2 separate regions of the Mus musculus genome follow, and region 1 is linked to region 2. The links are chromatin loops, found by intact Hi-C in ENCODE. Cell type or tissue: heart. All regions are shown on one strand. Links, peaks and the distances in the headings refer to the core of each region. The heading gives the core; the rest is flanking DNA.

Region 1 (11,172 bases), core at 1,758-9,757, 180 kb after region 2:
GTGTGAGAATCAGTTTTTGTTTGGGGGACACATAAATACTGACATAAACCTGACAGGAAAGTCCTACAGTGGGTTTTTGATATTGTTTCTCCCACAGCGGACTTTTCTTTTTTGCTTTGTCTTTTGAACCTTGATTTAAAAAAAAAAAAAAAAAGAGCAAGCTGTACTTCTGCGCTCTGGAAAGCATGACTGTACTGTGGTGAGTTCGCTGGGAGTGATGAGGAAGGTCTTCCATGGGAAGCTGAATCATTTCTTGGCTTCTCTTACAGAATGACTGTACCAGAGTTATTCCTTCTTGCTGTGAAGAGAAAAATCAGAGGAACAAGTCATCTCCTAAAGTAATACGCACTGCTTTTATATTGGGATTCAATTTTTCCTAAACTTACGGTTATTTTGAAGTTTTTATTTCAGGGGAGGGGTTGTCTGTTCATACCTTTCAAACTTCAACTTTTCATTTGTTTATGCTAGCACAGATGTGCGCACCTTCTCTCTCTCTCTCTCTCTCTCTCTCTCTCTCTCTCTCTCTCTCTGCGTGTGTGTGTGTGTGTGTGTGTGTATGTGTATGTATGCGTGCGCGCAGTCACAGGCTTCTGCAGATTCTATTTCCCCTCCCATTCCCATGACTAGCTTCTATGTGAATCCTAGGGATCCAAACTCAGTTTGTCCAGCTTGTGGGGCAAGTGCTTTTTACCAAGTCATCTTTCAAGCCCCAGTCCTGACATCCTTGAATTGTTTAATAACTAAATTTGGTCAGCTATTAAGGGAGTTTTAGGATTATGATACAGTAGTGAACAAAGACATAATCTGTCACCATCTGGCCTATGTGCCTTAAAGTGCGTTGGGCACTATAAAGAAAAAGTAAATGCTATTGATTTTAAAGTGATCATCTTCTACTTAGAGGCAGATCAAGCAGGCAGTACCCGTGATTATAGGGGAAGCCACCATAGAGCCAGTGCCATAGTACTTCAAAGAAGAGCTGTAGGAATGACTATGGATAAAGAGATCTGAGTTCATAAAGTGAGATTTGAGGGGTAAATGTTGGTAAAGGCATACCAACATCCAAAAGATGTTGGGAAAAGAGGGATGATCCTAGAAGTTAAAGTGAGCTGGGAAATTAAAGTAGGGCAAACTGCATCATAATCTTGGAACTTGGAGACACCAGCTTTTTATACATTGACCTTGCAGAGAGTAGTGGAAAATGAGTTGCAATGAAGAGTGTGGGCAGTATGAAGCTTGTGGTACACACACAGAGACAGAGAGAGAACCTCTGTGCCAGCACATCCTGGTCACGAAGGAATTCAGATAGGACTCAGTTCCCCTGTAATACCTTTCCTCCCTTTCCTTGTTTCTGTCAGGCATTCTGGTCACTGATGCGGAGGTAGCTTCATGTCCCGTGAAACATTTACACTGCCAAGTCCATCTCACTCACACTCTTCCTCTTTCTCAGCATTTGACACTACTTACTGGTCCTGCTGGGAGGTACTTTTTTTCTTTGAATTTTCTCGATTTCTTATCTGTGTTTTGATTTCCAGATCTGTATACCTAATTCTTAAGCATTCTCCCAATTTCTAGACATAAACATTAGTTCTGCCACTTACCACACAGCTTGTCTTGGACATCTCTGTAATCTAGTCCTAAATGTACCTAATCTCTCCTGCTGTCAATTCCTCTACTGAATGCCTCCTTTTAATTCATTGTCCAAGCAGACATCTAGTCAAATATGACCCTTAAAGTGCTCTTCCCTCTCTGACTCTCAGTGTCCAGAATCCTATTCTTGTTAAGATTTTAACCCTTCTCTTACTCTCCACCCACTTGAATGGAAACCACTGCTCCTTTTTTTTTTTTTTTCCATTTTTTATTAGGTATTTCGCTCATTTACATTTGCAATGCTATACCAAAAGTCCCCCATACCCACCCACCCCCTCTCCCCTACCCACCCACTCCCCTTTTATGGCCCTGGCGTTCCCCTGTACTGGGGCATATAAAGTTTGCGTGTCCAATGGGCCTCTCTTTCCAGTGATGGCCGACTAGGCCATCTTTTGATGCATATGCAGCTAGAGTCAAGAGCTCCGGGGTATTGGTTAGTTCATAATGTTGTTCCACCTATAGGGTTGCAGATCCCTTTAGCTTCTTTGGTACTTTCTCTAGCTCCTTCATTGGGGGCCATGTGATCCATCCAATAGCCGACTGTGAGCATCCACTTCTATGTTTGCTAGGCCCAGGCATACTCTGACAAGAGACAGCTATATCAGGGTCCTTTCAGCATAATCTTGCTAGTGTATGCAATGGTGTCAGCATTTGGAAGCTGATTATGGGATGGATCCCCGGATATGGTAGTGTCTACATGGTCCATCCTTTTATCTCAGCTCCAAACTTTGTCTCTGTAACTCCTTCCAAGGGTGTTTTGTTCCCACTTCTAAGGAGGGGCATAGTGTTCACACTTCAGTCTTCATTTTTCTTGAGTTTCATGTGTTTAAGAAATTGTATCTTATATCTTGGGTATCTTAGGTTTTGGGCTAATATCCACTTATCAGTGAGTACATATTGTGTGAGTTCCTTTGTGAATGTGTTACCTCACTCAGGATGATGCCCTCCAGGTCCATCCATTTGGCTAGGAATTTCATAAATTCATTCTTTTTAATAGCTGAGTAGTACTCCATTGTGTAGATGTACCACATTTTCTGTATCCATTCCTCTGTTGAGGGGCATCTGGGTTCCTTCCAGCTTCTGGCTATTATAAATAAGGCTGCTATGAACATAGTGGAGCATGTGTCCTTCTTACCAGTTGGGGCATCTTCTGGATATATGCCCAGGAGAGGTATTGCTGGATCCTCCGGTAGTACTATATCCAGTTTTCTGAGGAACCGCCAGACTGATTTCCAGAGTGGTTGTACAAGCCTGCAATCCCACCAACAATGGAGGAGTGTTCCTCTTTCTCCACATCCACGCCAGCATCTGCTGTCACCTGAATTTTTGATCTTAGCCATTCTGACTGGTGTGAGGTGGAATCTCATGGTTGTTTTGATTTGCATTTCCCTGATGATTAAGGATGTTGAGCATTTTTTCAGGTGCTTCTCTGCCATTCGGTATTCCTCAGGTGAGAATTCTTTGTTCAGTTCTGAGCCCCATTTTTTAATGGGGTTATTTGATTTTCTGAAGTCCACCTTCTTGAGTTCTTTATATATGTTGGATATTAGTCCCCTATCTGATTTAGGATAGGTAAAGATCCTTTCCCAATCTGTTGGTGGTCTTTTTGTCTTATTGACGGTGTCTTTTGCCTTGCAGAAACTTTGGAGTTTCATTAGGTCCCATTTGTCAATTCTCGATCTTACAGAGCAAGCCATTGCTGTTCTGTTCAGGAATTTTTCCCCTGTACCCATATCTTCAAGGCTTTTCCCCACTTTCTCCTCTATAAGTTTCAGTGTCTCTGGTTTTATGTGAAGTTCCTTGATCTACTTAGATTTGACCTTAGTACAAGGAGATAAGTATGGATCGATTCGCATTCTTCTACATGATAACAACCAGTTGTGCCAGCACCAATTGTTGAAAATGCTGTCTTTCTTCCACTGGATGGTTTTAGCTCCCTTGTCGAAGATCAAGTGACCATAGGTGTGTGGGTTCACCACTGCTCCTTTGATCTGCTGTCTTTCCTCTGCCTGCTATAGCAGCTTTGCACTTAGCATTCCTAGCCCTAGTGTATCACTGTGTATGCAAACAGCAAAACAAAAACAGAACTGTTGTGCAATGCATTGGAAAGGACTAAAGTGTGGAGAAAGCATGCCCTTCTTATTATTAACACCTTAGAGGGGAAACAGAATGGAAGTATATTGTTTGTGCTTGTTTTGTTGGAATAAAAGTTCTTAGTTACTGAAGCCAGATGTCTTCATCTGAGAAGAAATTCTTGTCACCATCACCACTGAGATGGGTGGGGGTAAGAGGTGGAAAGAATAGGTTTTGCTTTGTTTTGGCCAGTGCAAGACTGCCCTTGTGTGATACTCTCTTGATCAGGCCTCAAAGGAACACTGCTGGAAAATTAAAAAGTAGCAGTAAATAGTTGAGATCACAAATTCACAAATGTCTGTTACCATACCTGGCCACCTTATTGGTCTTTCTTGGAACAAACATACACACACACACACACACACACACACACACACACATACACACACACAGAGAGGGAGGGAGACGGAGGGGAGACAGAGAGAGAGAGAGAGAGAGAGAGAGAGAGTGATTGATTGATTGATTGATTGATTGATTTCTTAGTGAACAAGAGACATAGCCAAGCATTCTACCAGTATCATCTTGCTTCAGGAAACTTGTTCTACAGACTAAACTATCAGGTTTTCCCATTGAAATTCTGTTATTCTCTTTTTCTTCCCTCTTCTCTCTCTCCCTCCTTTTTTCTCTCCTTCCTGACTTTTTCCTCTCGTTATCTCTTCCCTTTCTTTCATTCTTCCCTTTTTTCCTTCATTTTTTTTCTTCTTTTTAAAAATTTTTAAGGCACGCTGATCTTGAACTCCTGCTCCTCCAGTCTGCAGCTCCTCAATGCTGGCATTACAGACCTCTGCAACCAAGCCTGGCGGGATTTCTTCCCTCTTTATATCAGATAGCTAGTGGGGAGATTTGACATTTGTGGTCTTGTTCTAGAAGACTTAATATCTAAGAAAAGAATGTTTATCCATGAAGAGACTTTTCTGTGAAGCCATCCATCTTTTGTTCTTATTTCACTTGTTGCTATTATTAAACAATTTGCTGCTTCAAGCTGAATGTTGTATGTGGTGGTTCCCCCTCCTTGCAAAGGCAGTAAAGAGTTCAAGCAAAGGTGTTTCCTGACGCTTGCTACTAACTTCCCTATTTTACTGATTGTCCCTCCTTGAACCTTGAGTCTGTGTCCAGTGAAATGCCGAGAGGAAAGAGTAGGGCTCCTCTCATTGCCTAAACGCTGACATCTGACATTTAAAAGGAACTCCTGGGTGGAGATGTTGGCTTTGCAGCCCTTCTTTCCCTATGCACATCTCACATCTCATTGGAAGGAAACTTTGTTCTAATCAGACAAGTGTTCCTTAAGTAGATGCTAATCAAATTTTCATCAATGAATGTGCGATATTCTGGTGAGTGTAAACGTTTTAGCATAGTAAAACCTTTGCTTTCCATCTCATCGGAAGACTAAAGGTGAAAAATAAGAATCTGCAATAATAATGGTTTTTAGAAAATGTATCAATTCTCTTTACTTTGCTATTCATTCGTCCACATATAATGAACTTTTATGTAACAAGGTGTTCAACAACAAATCTCAGTATCCAAATAATAGGATGTAGTAATAGAGCAAGAAAGAACTTGGGGTGGGCCCAGCTTCAAACCACTTTTTTTGTACATTCCAGAACTCCACATCCAGATCATCAGATTAATACTTTCCAGTTTGCTCAGGATCGCAGAGAGTGGCTCACCTAGGAGAACCGCCCCTTGGTTTTTACCTCAGTTGTCCCATGTTCCCTGCCTAGCTGAATTGATCCTTGTGGGTTAAGCATTACTCTTTTATGTTCATTCTCTTTGAGCTTGGAGGGAGGAGGGGTTTGGCTGCCTAAGAGCCACAAGGTTTTCTGGCCCTTAGTGTCAGAATTTCCACCAGGTGGCGCCCTAATTCAGAAGCCTGGCAATAAACTTCTGTGAGCTTCTATTTTAACTGGAACCAAAGAACCACACAGCATCAGTCCCTAAGATCTAAACAATTTGGGTAAAGTATTAAATCAAGAAAATTTTAACTCCTGAGTAGAAATGTAGTAAAGTGTGTGAAAATTCGTAGTAGACTCTTGTGCTGGAATACTTGGTACATCTCAGGCCTATGACATGATAATCTGAGTGCTTGTTACTTCTATTGAAGGGGTTGGTGCTCCTTGTCATAGATAGAGAGTGGGCTATCGATCACAGAGAGAGAGAGCTGATACTGTAAATAACCCCTATTTCACATGCTTATGAAAAATCTGTGTGTTTTCTTGCAAGTTCCTAAACTTGAAGGAACAAAGAAATGCACTTAAAATCTCCTTCAAATCTGTAGCTTTCAGCTAGAGTTTAGATGGGAAATGATTGGTTGCTGTGTTTCAAAATCCTAACAGAATAGCTGTTCAGTGGTTCCAGATGTTTTTGATAAAAACTTGGAACTGTAGCATCAGCAGTAAGAGCACAGACTACAGATTCTGTCTTCCATGGGGGAGTGCTGGGCACATCCAAAGGGGAAAGCAAACAGACTTTCTGCCCCACCCACAGCATTTTTGCCCCACCCAGAGCATTTGTTCTCTGAGAAGAAACAGATTAGCAAGGACAGTTTTAAATTGTCCTTAATATGCTTGTATGTGTAGAAAAGAGAAAAATCTAGATTTCTAGAACAACAAAAAAAAAACAGACAAAAAAGGCTAATATATTTATTTCAAACAGTCCTCTGGTGTCATTCAGAAAATTATAATGGTTTTGAAACATTTCTCTGATTATGTAAAGTTTCCAAGGACAAAGTCCATGGGTTTTATTTCTTTGTTTGCCTCTTCTGCAGGGCATAGAATGTCTATTGAATGGATATGGATCATCTTTAGTTTGATCGAGTTGGTACAGAAAGACTTTACAGTGACCAGAGCATCTCTGGTTCTCTAGAGAGATGCTTGGGAACTTGCAAGCAGGAAACATTTGATTCTAATTAGAACAGAAGGGAGAGGCAGTGAGGAGCAAACCATTTGAGAACAGAGGGGAGACAGCTTTGTGTTCATTGGGAAGAGGGGATTCTAAATTATAGCTTGGTGAAAGTTGATCCATAAAATATAATAGGCAGCCAGATTTTTTGTACACTTAAGCCTGCCCCTCCTGGACCTTTGGACCTATGCCCTTAAACCACATGATATCAAAGTTCTTGTATGCTCCTGCACAGAGTCCCGTGCTTTTTTGGTTAGCTTAAGCAAGAATTTTATTTACAACTTCATCTCTTCAATTGTCTTGTGTCTACTGTGTCTAGCATCCTCTGTACTGAAAAGCATCATGTGCTTACTGTCTACGGTGCCGGTGTGAGCGAGGCTTGCTCTCTAGAGCACCAGAAAGAGGACATTGTCCACCTTCATGCTTTTAATGGACCTGTGGTGGGATCAGGATGAGGCTTGTGTTAGAGGGAGCTGAGACAGTGGTGTTTGGGTAGACAGATGGGTAAGTGAAGAACTGGCCACCTTACCTGGGTTTGCTCCGTTGCTTTCTCCTAAGCAGACTAGCCTCCTTAAACACCTGGCCTGAGGAAATGGTGACTCATTAGACCTTCGTTACCCTTTCACAGCTTCAAAAAGAAAACACCTTTCACCAACTTTGCTTGCATTATTGAGAGAAACTGTAGTATTTAGTCCCTTCACTTCCTTTCTGTTGTGGTGTTTAAGGTTGTACACTCACATTCTCCAAATCCGTGTAAGGGGCTGCACTCTGTCCCCTTAGAGAGAACGTAGGACTGCTTCTCCCGGAAAGCATTAGAATGCTGTTTCCCTTGTTTGGTGTTGCTTTTGGCACAGAGTCTCTTTATATAACCCTGTCTGTCATGGAACTCATGTCATGGATCAGGCTATCCTCGAACTCACAGAGGTCTGCCTGCTCTGTCTCCATAGTGCTGGGATTAAAGGCATGTCCGTACCTAGCCCACTGTGGGTTTATTTTAGGGTTTTGTTTTAACCCCCTTTTCTATTCTTTCACCTCTCTTTTCTGCTTTTTGCTTCCTTGATTCCTCTTCCTCTTTACCCCTCCAATGTTTATTACAGTCCCCAGTGTCTAAAAATGAACGACTGTGTCTGCTCCTGAGGCATAGGAGACTGGCAACTGGAGAGGTCTGGAGAAGCAAGAAAACAGGCAAATGAAGTCACATAGTCCCATGATTGAGAGGTGTGACAGGCAAGGCGGTCTCAGCCACGTGACTCTTCTTAGTCCCAAGAGTCCTAAGAGACATGCGTACATTCATCCTATGCCATCTCTTTAACTTTCTTTAGAACTTTCTCAGACCCCAGATGAGACAAAACCTTAACTTGTGATGACTTCTAACCCTTGCCAGACATTTTTGTAGCTAATTCTACATCCTAGAGACATAACTCTGAAATATTTGGCTAACATTTTTCTGATATTAAATCATTCCTTTGCATTCTGCAGGGAGATGCTGTATACGCCTTGGCTGGATTCAGGGTCTCTGTGTCTTTCCTGAATGCCAAGGCTGTAGTACAGACTAGTAGTGTTTAGTATAACACCGCCTTTCTTTATTAGCATACTACTGGCATCAAAGGGACTGAGGTCGTTCCTTGCGGTGTCTGACAGAGCCTTTTTCACTGGGGACTTGTAAGGAGGAGGAGGAGCAGGAGGAAGCCTGTTGGAAAAGGAAGCCTTGTTTTTTCTCTTAGTCTGTAGATGATTCATGTTCCCACCACTGCAATTAGGTTTCCAAACCTCCAAGGCTGCTGGTGCAGGTCTGAAAGGGCAAGTAATGACGATCTTGAGAGAGCAGGGTAAAGGGTGTGGAGGCTGCGGAGGGAGGGACTGGCTAGCTAGCGGCAGCCAGCTAGGGAGGGAGGGAGGGAGGACATCTGGGGGAGTGGTCTATTTTCCTTGTACTCGGCCGGCTGGCTGTCCTTAGATATTTTCAACTTAAGTCAAAATCCAGCCCTGCTGCTGAAGAGCTGGAGACTGGCTAAAAAAGTGGATACTCTAGAAAATACCTCCAGATTTTTTTTCTCCCCCCCCCCCCCCCCGCCTCCATATAGGTTTCTTGCCTTTGTTGTTTTAAGGAATTCTCTCGTGCCATCACTTTGAAATAGCCACCTTCCTTTTAAAAAAAAAAAAAAAAACCTTTGTCTTCGTGGCTAAGTGCTTACTGGCTCTGGGTTTTCTGCATACATGTGCCAACCATTATGCTTAGCCAGTTCGTCCTTAATTTTTCTACTGGAGTTCTCGGCAGTGATGGAAAAGATCTGTGCTTCTCTTTCAGTCAAGATCTGCACAGCAGCGATCTTACTGCAGACTGCTTTTATTATGAATTATAAACTCGTCTCCGTGCTCTGAAGTTGCCAGAAAGTTCCCACTTAGTTCACAGATTTGGAGTCTGCTTTTTTTTTTTTTTTTTTTTTTTCCTTAACCCGAGAGTTTTCTATATAGAGGAATCTGGAAGCAGAAGTCTCCTCCCGCCCACTGTGAGAATTTGGAATTTCGGACCTGTGTGAGCACATTGGTCCCTGGATTCAGCAGATATCCGTCTACATTTTGTCTCTTCTTTTCTGCATCTGTACAAAATGTATGAGCGGCACAAAAGGCGCTATAGCCTGTGTGACATCTCCAAGGTGGACAGGACTGTCGATGTGGTGTTGCTGAAGGTAAGAAGGGGCCACACCTCATACAGTTTCAACATCTCAGGAAGACTTCTCTCTGTACCCTTACTGCCCGGTCTTGATCCTTCCTAAACTAGGATGAAGTGTGAGAAAGCCTGAGCTAACAGTGACAGAAGATCAAGGGGGTGGGGGGGTGGGGGATTTAAAGTTCTTTAAAGGCATGTCTGAACAGAGACTGTGTCTGTGTGTGTGTGTGTGTGTGTGTGTGTGTGTGTGTGTGTGTGTGTGAGAGAGAGAGAGAGAGAGAAAATGAATCTGCAACAAAGCACTTATTACTAAAATAAAATTTTACTTGTTCTAAGTAGAATCTAAATAATCACAAAGGAGGAATTCATTCTCAGAGCTGCCCTTTTGCTAGATGCCTCTGTTTTTCTGTTGCTTGCCCCATCCCCACACCTCAATTCCACCTCTCTTTCTCTGTGAGCTTCCTTTTCTGTCCGTCTCTTTGTCCCTTTGTCTGTGTAGGTCTTTGGTCTTTCCTATCCATCTGCTCTTCTCCTGTCTCTCAGTCTTAGTTTTCCAGGGAAACAAGAAGTCAGGATTCTGTTGGTACTGTCTCTAGTTGACTCTTTTCCTGCCTTAGCTTCTGACCAGTGATGAGCTGCATTTACATTTGTTTGATTTCACATCGTTAGTAAGGTTGGGTGTCTAAGCGGAAGGGGGCGGAGACTCTGAACTGGCTAATTGTTCACAGAAGACATCCTTGAATCTAAAATTAGTAAGGACTTCTACATTCGGTAAGGCCAGAGTCTGGGAATGTTGGACAACTCATGAAGTACTTTTTGGAAGTTTAGCTGTTTTCTGGCAAAGGCAGGGAAATTGGAAGTCAGCCAAGTACTTCATAGAAGCCAAAGAACCTGAACATCTAAATTTTGGAGAGTGAAGCAGGTTAAGTGAAAAAGGAATAATTTTGGATAAAGTACTAATCTAATGTCTGGGTTAAATAGTGGAAGTCTATTGTTGGTGTATCAACTCTGTTTAGTACTTGAGATAACCCACTTTCTTTTATGACATTACAATGTTTTGCTGTTGTATATGTGGCATGGCTCACCTGTTGTATAGTCAGAGGATAGCTTGGGGAGTTTGTTCTGTCCTTCAGCCTTGTGGGTCCTGGGGATCAAACTCAGGCTTAGCAGCAAACACCTTTACCAACTGAGCCACCTCACCCTTGTGCCACCATCCCCTGCCCCTTTGAGATAAGCACCTCCTTAACTTGGTAAAGCATCCTAGGCTAGCCTAACATTACCTTCTTCCCTTGGCCTTTCGGGTATGGGTTACAATACTTAGTCTCTCCCTACAAGAAGCTGGCAAATGAGCTCAGAAACCTAGACACAGAAGCCAGTGAAATCCACATTGGGTGTGGCCCTCGGAGGAGGTGTGATTTGTGGTGTGGTGGTGTCACTGCCCCTCAGTAATCACTGTCAGGTGGTTTAACTTGCCAGGCCTACTTTGTAATTTGGTGTTTTGAACTTGTTCCAAAGATGATGTTGGTTTTAATTTCTCTGAAAAGTCATTTCCTCTGAGAGATAACAATTATCTTCTGATATTTTGCCCTCTTATATAAGAACTTTAGAAAGGCTACTTTCTAGGATCTTTGTCTTGTGATGTTGCGGCCCTTTTAATTTAACAGGCCAGGGAAAGGCGGAGCACTCTTCTGTTGTCACAGAAATGTCTCTTTCCCCCTCCCTCAGTGTGGTTTTTGGAAGGTTGGGGGAGACAGAAGAAAGCAAAAGAGGGTACTATTTAGGTGGCAGAAGGGCGGAATGATAGCTATAGGGGCAAATAGCAA
Region 2 (11,172 bases), core at 1,159-9,158:
TTCCTAACTTAGAGAAAATCAGTAAGATTGATTAAACCTTGGCCAAATTAATTAAAGTAGAAAGAGAGAAGATCTTGGGATAACTCTATCCACGAAAGTAAAATACTTGTATAATAAAAACTTTAAGGCATTGAAGGAAGAAATTGAAGAGGATACCAGATTGAACCATCTCCCATGCTCACGGATCAGTAGAATTAGTACTGTGAAAATGGCTATTCTAGCAATATCAATTCTTAATTAAAAAATAAATGAAAAATTGTTTCACATATTCTGAGTATTTTTGTGTATCCATACAAAGTTGAATTTTTTTTTATTTTCAATTTCTGTGAAGAATTGAATCCAGAATCTGATAGAAGAGAAAGTAGGGCAATAGTCTTGAACTATTTGCACAGAGGAGGCATATCTGAGTGGGACACTAGTAACACAGGCAGTAAGACCAATTATTAATGAATGGGACCTCATGAAGTGAAAAACTTCTGTATGGTCAAGGATCATATAGTTTCCATAATTTTGGCAAAGCAGCAGCCTATAGAATGGGAAAAGATCTTTGCCAAGATTATCAGATTATCAGAGAATTAGTATCTAAAATATATGAAGAAAAAAAATGAACATCAAGAAAACAAATAGTTCAGCCCAAAAGTGCAGTACAGAACTAAGCAGAGAGCTCTCAAAAGGTGAAACCCAGTGGTTGAGAAACCCTTAAAGATATGTTCAAGGGCTGGAGAGATGGCTCAGTGGTTAAGAGCACTGACTGCTCTTCCAAAGGTCCTGAGTTCAAATCCCAGCAACCACATGATGGCTCACAACCATCCCTAATGAGATCTGACACCCTCTTCTGGTGCATCTGAAGACAGCTACAGTGTACTTAGATATAATAATAAATAAAGCTAAAAAAATATGTTCAACATCCTTAGCCATCAGGGAAATGCAAATCAAAACTACTTTAAGATTTCATTTTACAGCAGTCAGAATGGCCAAGATCAATAAAAGAATGCACATGTTGCTAAGGGTGCAGGGAAAGGGGAACACTTACTTATAGCTGGTGGGAACGCAAACTTGTCTAGCCACTATGGAAATCAGTAGGAAGCTGGAAGTCAATCTACCTCAAGATCCACCTATATCAATCTTGGATATATATATATACCCAAAGGGTTCTACATCCTACTATAGAGATACTAGCTCATCCATGTTCATGGCCACTCTATTCATAATAGCCTGAAACTTGGAAACAGCCTAGATGTCCACCAACTGATGGATAATGTGATAAATTTATACAGTGGAGTATTTTTCAGCTATTACAATCAATCATGGAATTTATGAGTAAATGGATAGAGCTAGAAAAAAAAAACTACCCTGAGTGCAGTACCATAGATTCCCAAAGACAGATATTTTAAGTTTTGTCTTATATGTAGGGGCAATATAATATATTGTTATGGAAAGATAATGGGGAAACTAGGAGGATTAAATTGAGATGAGAATAGGAGAGAAGTGTAAGAAAGGGACTGTGTGGAGGGACAAGTACTACTTTTGAAAAGCCAATGTGGAAACCTACTGTAGAAGCTTCCTAAAATACATGAACATAGGAAAGGCATCTAAAAGGAACCACTAAATAACAGGGAGACAACTGGACATCATATGCCACTCCTTAAAGCCTCCAGTGCCAGGAATGGGCGATATCTTGTTGCGTTGTTGGCCACAGGGGCCCTAATAGAAACCTTCAAGTATCACAGGCTGTTTCTACTCCCCATAACCTGATGGTAAAGGCCGGTTGCTGAAGATAACAGCTGCGTGTGTCATCACACATGGAAGGGTTGAGCTGGTGACTAACTAGAAGCTTCCCCTTTACTGACTAGCTGCCATGCTACTGGAAGCTACTCTGCAAGGTACTGGAGTAGAAAAAGTAATCATTGATGTTATCCAGCAACAAAATTTGTGACTTAGAACAATGACCTGACGACATGACATATTAGTTGAATAGTGGCACCAATGTTATGGGAGTAACCAACCACTTTGTGATTCCATGAAATGAAACCCAAACCTACATTGACTACTAAAGTGGCTAAGAACTTGAAACTTGATAGGTCCTGGGTCTAGGGGAAACCTATTATTCTTCTTCTGCTAAAGGAACATAGCAATATAACGATTCTTAGTGTCATATGGCTATACTCATAAGGGCCTTGCTCAATCCACATCAGAGAAGCTTCGTGTAGTGGATGGGAATTAACATAGAGACCAAAAAGTGCACAACATATAGAGTGGGACAGACATTGGAGCATTAGTCCTAGACGGGACCTTCTAACCAACCCCCTGCCCTCAAGGGTCAGGAAGGAGTGAGGAAGAGGAGGCAGAAAGACTGTAAGAGACAGAGGTGATGGATGACTACAAGAAACAGTGACTACCAGACACAATAGGACTGATATGCATATGAACTCATGCAGTGTTGGCACACAAAAGATTTGCAAAGGTTCAAGCCAGGAGTCCCAGCATCTAGAGGGAGGAAGGGGTCATAGGCTCCCAGCCTCTAAGCAAGAAGATATATACAATCAATATGCCCTGGCAAAGGGATAATCCGTTTTCTCCAATGCACTCTCACTGGTTTTATCAATCACACTTCAGGGCAGGCCTCATGTTCCAGTTATTGGCCAACACAAAATGGACTCAGTGGTATTTTTGTGGACTTTTTGTTTCATTGTGCTGTGTTTTGGCTTTCTTTTTCTTTTTGGACTTGATCCTGGATTTGATTGTTTGATTTCCATTTTTGTGTTTCGTACTTTTTGCTTTTGTTTTATGAAGGAAGAAGAAAAGAAAAAACATGAAGTTGGATGAGTAGGGAGGTGGGGAGGATCTGAGAGGAACTGGAGAGTGGGAAAACAAGATCAAAACATGTTATATGAAGCATCTTTTCAATTAAAATAATTTTAAAAAGGGAAAGTGACATTTAACAACAGAAAATGCCTGGTACAATCACCAGGCACTGATAATACTTTCTGTTAAATATTTTCATGATGGTAGTGACCTTGTCTGGATTAAAACTTCCCAAATGACAGTGACTTCCATTCTTGCAGTTTTTGGCAGGTCCATATCTTGTATTACTATTTTTTTTAAACTGACTTTGAAATTATATGAAGTTAATCTTTTCATATAATTCTTTGAACATTTTCTTCATTCATATAATATACTTTGGCCACATTCTCCCAACCCATCCCTCTCAACTTCTTATTCTCCTTCTGCTCTTTAAAAAAACTTATGATCCACTGTGTTCAACTTGTACTGTCCATAGCTGTGTGGGTGCTGGGTCATCTACTGGGAGATGGTTGGCCAGAGGGAGTCCAATACTTAAAGGAAACTGTCCCCCAATGGGGTATTTATCTTAGGGGTACAGCCACATAATATTTTCATATTAATATGTTTTGATCACCTAAATAAAAATGCAAGGCCAGTACTCGCAGAGATTCCATTCTGTTCCTTCCCAGTCAATACCCTTCTCCTCCTAGGAAACTACCTTTCTTACTTCGACCACAATAAATATTAAACTGCACAGAAAACCTCACATTTCTTGCGTAATATTCATAATCCCCGGCTCCCCCCCCCCCCAACTTTCTATTGACCGAAAAAATAACATGTCAAAATAGTTTGGCATTATAGGCATGTTTTCCCTTAATAACACATTACAATATGTAACTATCAAAAAGAAGTTTCTTTTTGTACCAATTAATGTAGTATCTTGGGTCACCATTGGAACATGTCCATACTTGGTTTCTCCGAAGCAACTAGATGGTTTCTGAAGTCCATAGCAACTCAAAGGCAATGATTTTGTGGTGATCGAATAGCTCAAAGTCACTGTGACAATCTTCACCCATCCAACATACTTGAGTACTTTGTGCCGCTCCACCTTGGACTCTTAAGAAGACTCTATTGAGTCTTAGCGTCAACGTGTGGTAAGTGCTCCGACTTAGGTAAGCACCAGGCGCACAGAGGAAGGGTGGCTTCCGGTGATGGGGCGGATAGGAGAAGGTGGGTGGGCATTTCCCCAGCAGCTGCTGCCAGCCACCCGACTTTGATCACTTTGCCGCCTGGCAGCAGTGGCGGTCAACCTCATCGTTCCTTAGCAACCAGAGCCAACTGCCAAGAAGCCTTCCTATTGGGCTCACAGAACATGATGGGTAGTCTAATTGTCCAATAGAAACTTTTAGGCTTGGCTCGTTGCACCGCCCACCCCGGGCCGCAGGCGGCGCATGCGCGGGTGGGCAGGTCTGTGTGCAGGGCGGTCGCAGAGCCGGAGCTGCTGCTGCTAAGCTCTTGGGCTCGGTTGAGACCGCCGTGCTTGCTCCTTGCTCCAGCCGTCACCGCCGCCGCCGAGGGAGCGGCCGCCTATTGTCCTTCTCCGCGGCCAAGGCGCGGAGCTGCTCCGGCTCGGCCCGCGGGGGAGCCCGGGGAGCCGCACGGTGAGAGCGCAACTTAGTTGAGGGAGTTGAGGGAAGTTTGGGCGTCTGAGGAGGGGGCGCGCGCGCAGCCGCCCCTCCCCCTCGGCTGCTCTCGGCCGCGCGCGCGAGCTGCGGGACGCGGGGACGCGCGGGCGCGACGCGGGTGGCGGACCCTTCTTAGCATCGGCAGCCAGGGGTGGATAGCGCGGCCGCCGATCCCGGCCTCCTCGGACCCACGTTCCTCTGCTGCCCGCTTCTGTGGCGCCGGCTGCGGCTCTCCTCTGAGGGACGGCTGCTCGGTGGGGCGCGCCGCTCGAACAGAGAGTGCGGCTCCGGGAACGAGCAGCTCCCCGGGGCAGTCAAGCCGGGTAAACACTGCGCGCCCCGGCCACCTTTGGGGGCTTTCTCCCGAGATGGGGAGGGGGGCGCGGTGGGCGCCCCGGGAACGGTGGCGCATTCGACTCCTCTGCCCCTCGAGCTCTAGTGCAAGCACTTTGAGAACTAGCGAATCACTGCTTTTCGTAAATAGGCTCGCTGACACTTAACTGGGGTGCGAGACGCACCCTCAGTTTATTTCTCGCTAAGAAAGTGTCTGTCTTTCGGCTGAAAATATTGGCTAACTCTAAGTGTCTAGACTCTACTGTGAACTCAGGAGTTCACAATGAAAATGGATTGAGCAATCTCTGAGTGTTTCAGTCTTTGCTTTTCCCCTTCATAATGAAGTTATTTTGAGAGTTCATTGCGTTGAGCAGATTTACAAAGTGATGTGCCTTTTTGTCTGTCTGTCTGTCTGTCTGTTTTTTGTTACTACCCTCATGATTTCCCGAAGTCACTTACTCATTTAAACCCCCACCCCCCAAACTTTTGGATTGCCCGGGTCAGGAGGAGCGCTCCAGTTCTTGAACGTGCATTCATTGTCTGTAAAGAAGTTCCTATCAGTCGAGATGACTCTGAGATAAACCAGTGTGTCACTTTGTACACCATCATCTCTTGGGAATCATTCCGCTGCATTTCGTTGACTAGACTTGCGCTGTAATGGTAATTCAGTTTTAGCTCCCAAGAGAGAACCCTATCATTCATACTGAAACACAATGCCTCCCCCCCACCCCCCTCCCCCCGTCACTTCATGTTAATTTTAGTTGTATTTCTTTGACATTTGTTAAACTTAAATTTTTCTTTGAAGGCTACTGCTCATGGCATTTTGCTTTTTTTTTCTATGTGAATAACATGGACAAGTGGTGTGTGGGGTTTTCTGTTTTGTTTTTGGCTTTTCTTTGTATGAAACCCAGCTTCGTTTACCTGATGAAACCAAGGAAAAATATTCTGAAGGCACAGGGATTCAGGACTCACAGTCTTTGTGCTTAATTTTCCTTTCTGGGGTGGGTGTGGTGAGCAAAGGAGGTGGACAGAAGTTGGGAGTTATTGGTTAGTTACATAATATAAACAAATACTGCAAAATCGGGTGGCCAGGACACCTTCTCTGGACTGTGGTAACATGCTACACATACTTTTGTTCTAGGGTATTTGCTTCACTAAATGGGAACTATGTGTAGTATAAATGGTCTTTTCTAGTCTTTTTACACCTTAAGGATTGTGATGGGTGGTATTTTGCTATGCTCTGTGTGTGTGTTGTTTTTTTTTTTTTTTTTTTTTTTTTTTCTAGAAAAGTCCACACAGTTGGTGTTTAGCTTTTGTTTGATTTAGGTGAGGTGATTTTCACTGGCTAGTGATAGTGTACACAGGAGAAACCCATTAATTCTGGGGCCTTGTACAAAATGACAATTAGCTTGCACATCTGTGGTGAAATTTACTTTACTTTTAGGAGACTTTGTTAATTCTCTCTTGAGATAGGGTCTTACTGTGTAGCTCAGGCTGGTCTTAAAGTTACAGAGATCTGTCTGCCTGCATGCTGGAATGAAGAGCCTAGCACCCCCCTTCCCCCCTTCCCCTCTCCCTCTCTCCCTCTCTGTCTGTGTGTGTGTGTGTGTAGGGTTTGCCTTGTAGTGTATGTTGGCTTTGAGCTCAAGGTTTCCTTGCCTTGGTTTCCTTAGGGATAGATAACGCGTGTGTATCACTTTTCCCAGCTTTAAAAACTCTTTTTGTTGATTTGTTCTAGAAAATAACTGGGATTTAAAGAGTACACTCTGGACTTAAAAAAAAAAAAAAAAAAAGAAATTTTCAGTTTTGAAATGCATCCCTCACACTCTCCCTGTTGAGACTCTTAAGCTACTGAACAGATTCATTCATGGCTCTTCCCAGTCCTTCATTGTGAAATTGGGAGGGAGCATAGTTTAGAAGAAATTCCCTGTTTGGAGTTATGTAAATCTGAGTTCAGATCCTCAGCTTTCCTTCCACGGTTTTGAAGCCTTGAGCACTGCACTTGACTCTGGAGCTTGCTTCTTTCCTTGTAAGGGGTAGTAATATTATGTTCTTAGGAATGCATGAAATGGTCTAGGAGACTTAGTACACTGTCCAATATTCTGCTTCCTGGTGGCTAAAAAGATCATTGTGGTACGGTTTTACATGGCTTTTAAAAAGTGTTTTTAAAGTGAGGGTTCCGAACAGAAGGTGGGTCAGTGGGTAAAGGTACTTGCCACCAAGCCTGATGACCCAAGTTCAGGTCCCACAAACTCCTGAAACTTGTCCTCTGACCTCCACATTCACACTTGTGAATTAACTTCCACCCTAAAGACAAATAAATGTAAAAGACGTCCTCTGAACAGAAGGATGAGAGAGGCTATACCGTTTTGTCACCTGTTAGCTTTCTTTTGAGTGGGATCCCAGGTGCCTTGGTAGGAATGAAATCTGTACAGCTGTATAGTGTGAGAAATGACAAGAGAGAGATTGTTTTCAGTACTAGCAAGAGTCTGTCTTAGTGTTTAAGACACTATGAAAATGACTGCCCTTATGAAGGAAAGCATTTATCTGGAGCTTGCTTACAGTTTCAGAGATTGAGTCCATTGCCATCATAGAAGGGAGCATGGCAGCATGTAGGCAGAAATGGTGCTGGAGAGATAGCTGAAAGTTCTACATCTGGATCCTCAGGCAACAGAAAGAGAGAGAGAGAGAGAGAGAGCGTCTCGGTCTGGCTTATGCTTCTGAAACCTCAGAGCCTACCCCCAGTGACATAATTCCTCCAATAAGACCATATCTTTCCACAAAAAGCCACACCCCCTGACCCTCCATATAGCCCCATTGCCTAATAAGGACACACCCCCTAACCTTTCAGATAGTGCCACTGTCTGATGAGCAAGCATTCACATCTATGAACCTATGAGGGCATTCTCATTCAGACCACCATAGTGTCTTGAGTTATAGTCAGTACCCTTTGTTTTACTTCGGTCTTGAAAATAATATTTGTGGCTTTATGACATTTCTCAGGTTTGCTCAAGGTAGAACGGGATGGAGTGTCAGCAGAATACATAGTTCAGAGACTCGAGTACACCACTCAGTTGCTTTTTCAAGTGCCACTATTTACAGAGAGGAGCAGTGGCTAAAGTCAGTTGTACCAACTTAGTTCAGAATGTTTAAAGTGCCAGACAGAGTAGATAAGTTTTAGAACTGTTTACCTGATCAAACCTGAGATTGTAGGGATAAACATCCCAGACCAAGCCACCTGATGCTTGCTTGTCTTAAAGTTAGTCCTGAGCTACAGTTAATACTGATAAGGATGGATATCCACATGGAAGTGATTGTCCCTGTGTTGTGTGGCCTGCCTAGCTTACTGTTTTGAGGAAGAGAGAAGGAAGCTGTTTGTAGGAAGAAGTTTATTTCATGCCCATGTCGCACATTTACAGTTTTCTAGTCACCTTGGTGTTGATACAGTCATCATAATAAGATCAAACCCATTTTCATCAGTCTTTGCTAAGAGGTTGGACTTGCAGATCCAGTACTGAAATACTGTGCTTGTCTGAATTCTGTGTTGGGTAATGGGGTGCTTTTTTTTTTTCTTTTTTCTTTTCAGAACTGTATCTTGGTATGTTTGCATGGTGTGATAGTGAGTGAAAGAAAGTGGAGAGTGGGAGGTGTTTGCTCTTTATGCCACCGGATAGGTATCTTGTAATACTTTTTATTTTCTCATCATAAGCCTACTCTTGATCATAGAGTTGGTCCCCACCACCCAAAATAATGAAATATTCTGAAAGGTTAATTAATTCCTGTGGCACACTTTTGTTCTTTTTTAACTTGAGATGCCAATGCATGTAAAAACCCTTAGAGTTAAAGATTTAGTTTTGTAGAACCCAAGGATGGTTTTTTCATGTTGATCTCTGCTAAAAGCACATGGTATACAGACAGCTGCATCCACACACTGCCACTTACCGGCAGTCTGATCTTGAGCAAGCCATTTTATCTTTCTCAGTATCCTTGCTTATTATAGCCCCCAGGCCCCCCCCCCCCAGTATTATCCTGTCAGCTAAATGCTACTGTTGTGAGAAACACAGGCCAGAAAGCACCATACCGTGTGTGGTGCTACATTTTCAATGATTAGCTCCTGGTATGGATAAAATGTAAATCCCAGCCCCAAAGGGCAGACTTGCCACTAGCTTCTCTGTCATTCCCCCAGAGAAGCCAGCTAAAATGTTATAAGATGTCTACCCTCCTTCTTTCCTGGGAAAGCTGACCTGTTTTCATGTTCTATCTGGTTTTTCTCACATTTCCTTTTACCAAATATTTATCAGGGAATATTGGTTAAACTAGCTTTTGATTCAGCATGCTTGTTGTTAGATGCAAATTACTGTCTACTCAGCAACTGACCTGGGCTGCCAGGGCTTGATGTCAGGTGAGTTCACGGTAAACAGTGAACAAAGAATGTCAGGATGTTGGAATTACACTACAGAGGAGGTCAGTGGAGCTCTGGTTGTTTACCCTCACTTTCATACTACACTTTAGTATTTGTTTACTTAGTCTTCTGTTTTAGATGCACTTTATTGCACTTTATTTTACCTTCATTCATTATTCATTTCTCAACTGTCCCTTGGGGAGAAAACAAGCAAACAAGAAATCTTGAGAATGAAATTATTAACCCATTTTTAGGATAAGAAAAGGCTTCTGAAGTTACTTGACAGTGGCCGTGTTGCTAGCTAATAGGCCTTTATGCTATTATTATTGATGGATTACTATGATTATTGATTACTAAGGCACAGAAGTCAGACTTTTCCATATCATTGATATTGTCATATGAAAATTTCAAGTACATTTTAAAACAAATCAAGTTTGTCAAGGTTATTATAGAATGTAATAAAACACACCCATTTTAAGGACAGAGTTTAGTGAGTTTATTATGACAAAGTATCCTTGCCTGTAAGTCAGTAGAGTCAAAACAGAACATCACTACCAAGGTAATATGCCTGCCACCTTTTGGGCCAGTCTCTTCAATGCTCATCTCCTGCCCACTTTATCATAGGCAACTCCTAGGGTATTATGTTTTTGGCACCGTGTGTCCTCTTAGCTGGCCTACTGCCTGTTTTCATAAATAAGGTTTTCATGAGCTGCAACCACACCCATCTTGTCTCTGTCTGCTTTGGAACTCTAGTTGCAGCTTAGAGTGGTTAGTGAATATAGAGACTTCCACATAGGTGGTTGGCTTGGCCTTGATAATACCTAATTGATAATACCTAATAAAATCCAGTTATTCACATCTAATTTAAACAGTACTACATCTTTCAACATATATTTTATTTCAACTAGCATTGATTTGAAAAAAATTATTGAGGGACTGGGCAATAGCTCCTTGGTAAAGTGCTTAATGTGGTAAGCTTGAGTACCAGGTGTGACACTGTGTGTCTGTAATCTGAAGGTTGGGAGGTGGAGGATCTCCAAGGCTTCCTAGCCAGCTGGTCTAGCCAGTCTGTGAGTTCCAGGTTCACCAAGTGACTCCACCTCAAGAATAAGGTAGAGAGTGACTGCCCACATCCACCTGTCCTCCATATTTACTTGTGCCAGCAGGAGGGTCTACATATAGGTGTGCACACCACACAGAGATTCAAGCTAGGGAAAAAAAGCAAGTTTCACTCAGTACATTGTTACTATGTCTTTAGTCTCCCATGGGTTTCATTCATACACTTACTCAGATTCACTGGCTTCAGTGCATAATGTCTTCTAAATTTTGACAAATTCGTATATTCATCTAACCACTGCTTGAATTAGAATAGTACCTTTGTCCTTTCAGATTCATCCAAATCCTTTTGTAGTTAATTTGGTTTTTCACTCCTTGATTTTCAGAACCCATTATTCTGTTTTCTGTCTTCATGAGTTTTGTTTGTTTGCTTGTTTGTTTCATTGTTGTTGTTGATGATGATCCCTTTAAAGATCATTTAGGACTAGGAATGTAGGTCAATTGTGTGCCTAGGCTGTACAAAAACCTAGGTTTGATCCCTAGTAACAGATAACTTGGAATATGGTGGTGAATGCCTATAATCCCTGTACTTGGAGTAGGATGGGGTGGAGGCAAGAAGATCATAAATTTGAAATCATTTCTTCCTACATAGGGAGTTCAAGGCCAGCCTGGACTATATGAGACTGTCTCAAGCCATGGTGTGTGTGTGTGTGTGTGTGTGTGTGTTGGGGGGTGTCATAAAAGTGGAATTATATAGAATGTAACTTCTGTAGCAGTTTGGCCTGGAACTCTGTAGCTGAGGATGGCTTTGAGCTTCTGGTCCTCCTGCCTCTACCTCCTGAGTGCTGGGAATACAGCTGTGTGCCACTACATTGTCTTTGTGTGATGCTGAAGATTGAACTGGGGCTCCTA

What was found. Peaks named below come from ENCODE experiments on the same cell type or tissue, not always from the same donor. Only the 100,000 strongest peaks of a DNase experiment are listed, where the experiment ranks them.
Region 1: a loop joins it to region 2, with 2.4 times the contacts of the local background. A loop is called at or near these places in 1 of 42 quality-filtered maps.

The regions. Positions count from the first base shown.
Region 1 is chr7:75,634,097-75,645,268 of GRCm38, forward strand. All of the region lies in intron 8 of Akap13 (A kinase (PRKA) anchor protein 13), which reads left to right. Among named protein-coding and RNA genes, the nearest start is that of AU020206, 140 kb to the right of the region's middle. In heart, for the core only: a CTCF peak has its summit at 5,628 (motif pointing right); DNase peaks (open chromatin) are centred at 5,605, 6,255, 7,895, 8,505 and 2 weaker places; H3K4me3 peaks cover 1,021 bases; H3K27ac peaks cover 1,368 bases.
Region 2 is chr7:75,451,304-75,462,475 of GRCm38, forward strand. Akap13 (A kinase (PRKA) anchor protein 13) reads left to right here and starts at 4,231. Exons shown (of 37, transcript NM_029332.1): 1 at 4,231-4,445. In heart, for the core only: a CTCF peak has its summit at 4,218; a DNase peak (open chromatin) is centred at 4,148; H3K4me3 peaks cover 3,165 bases; H3K27ac peaks cover 1,720 bases.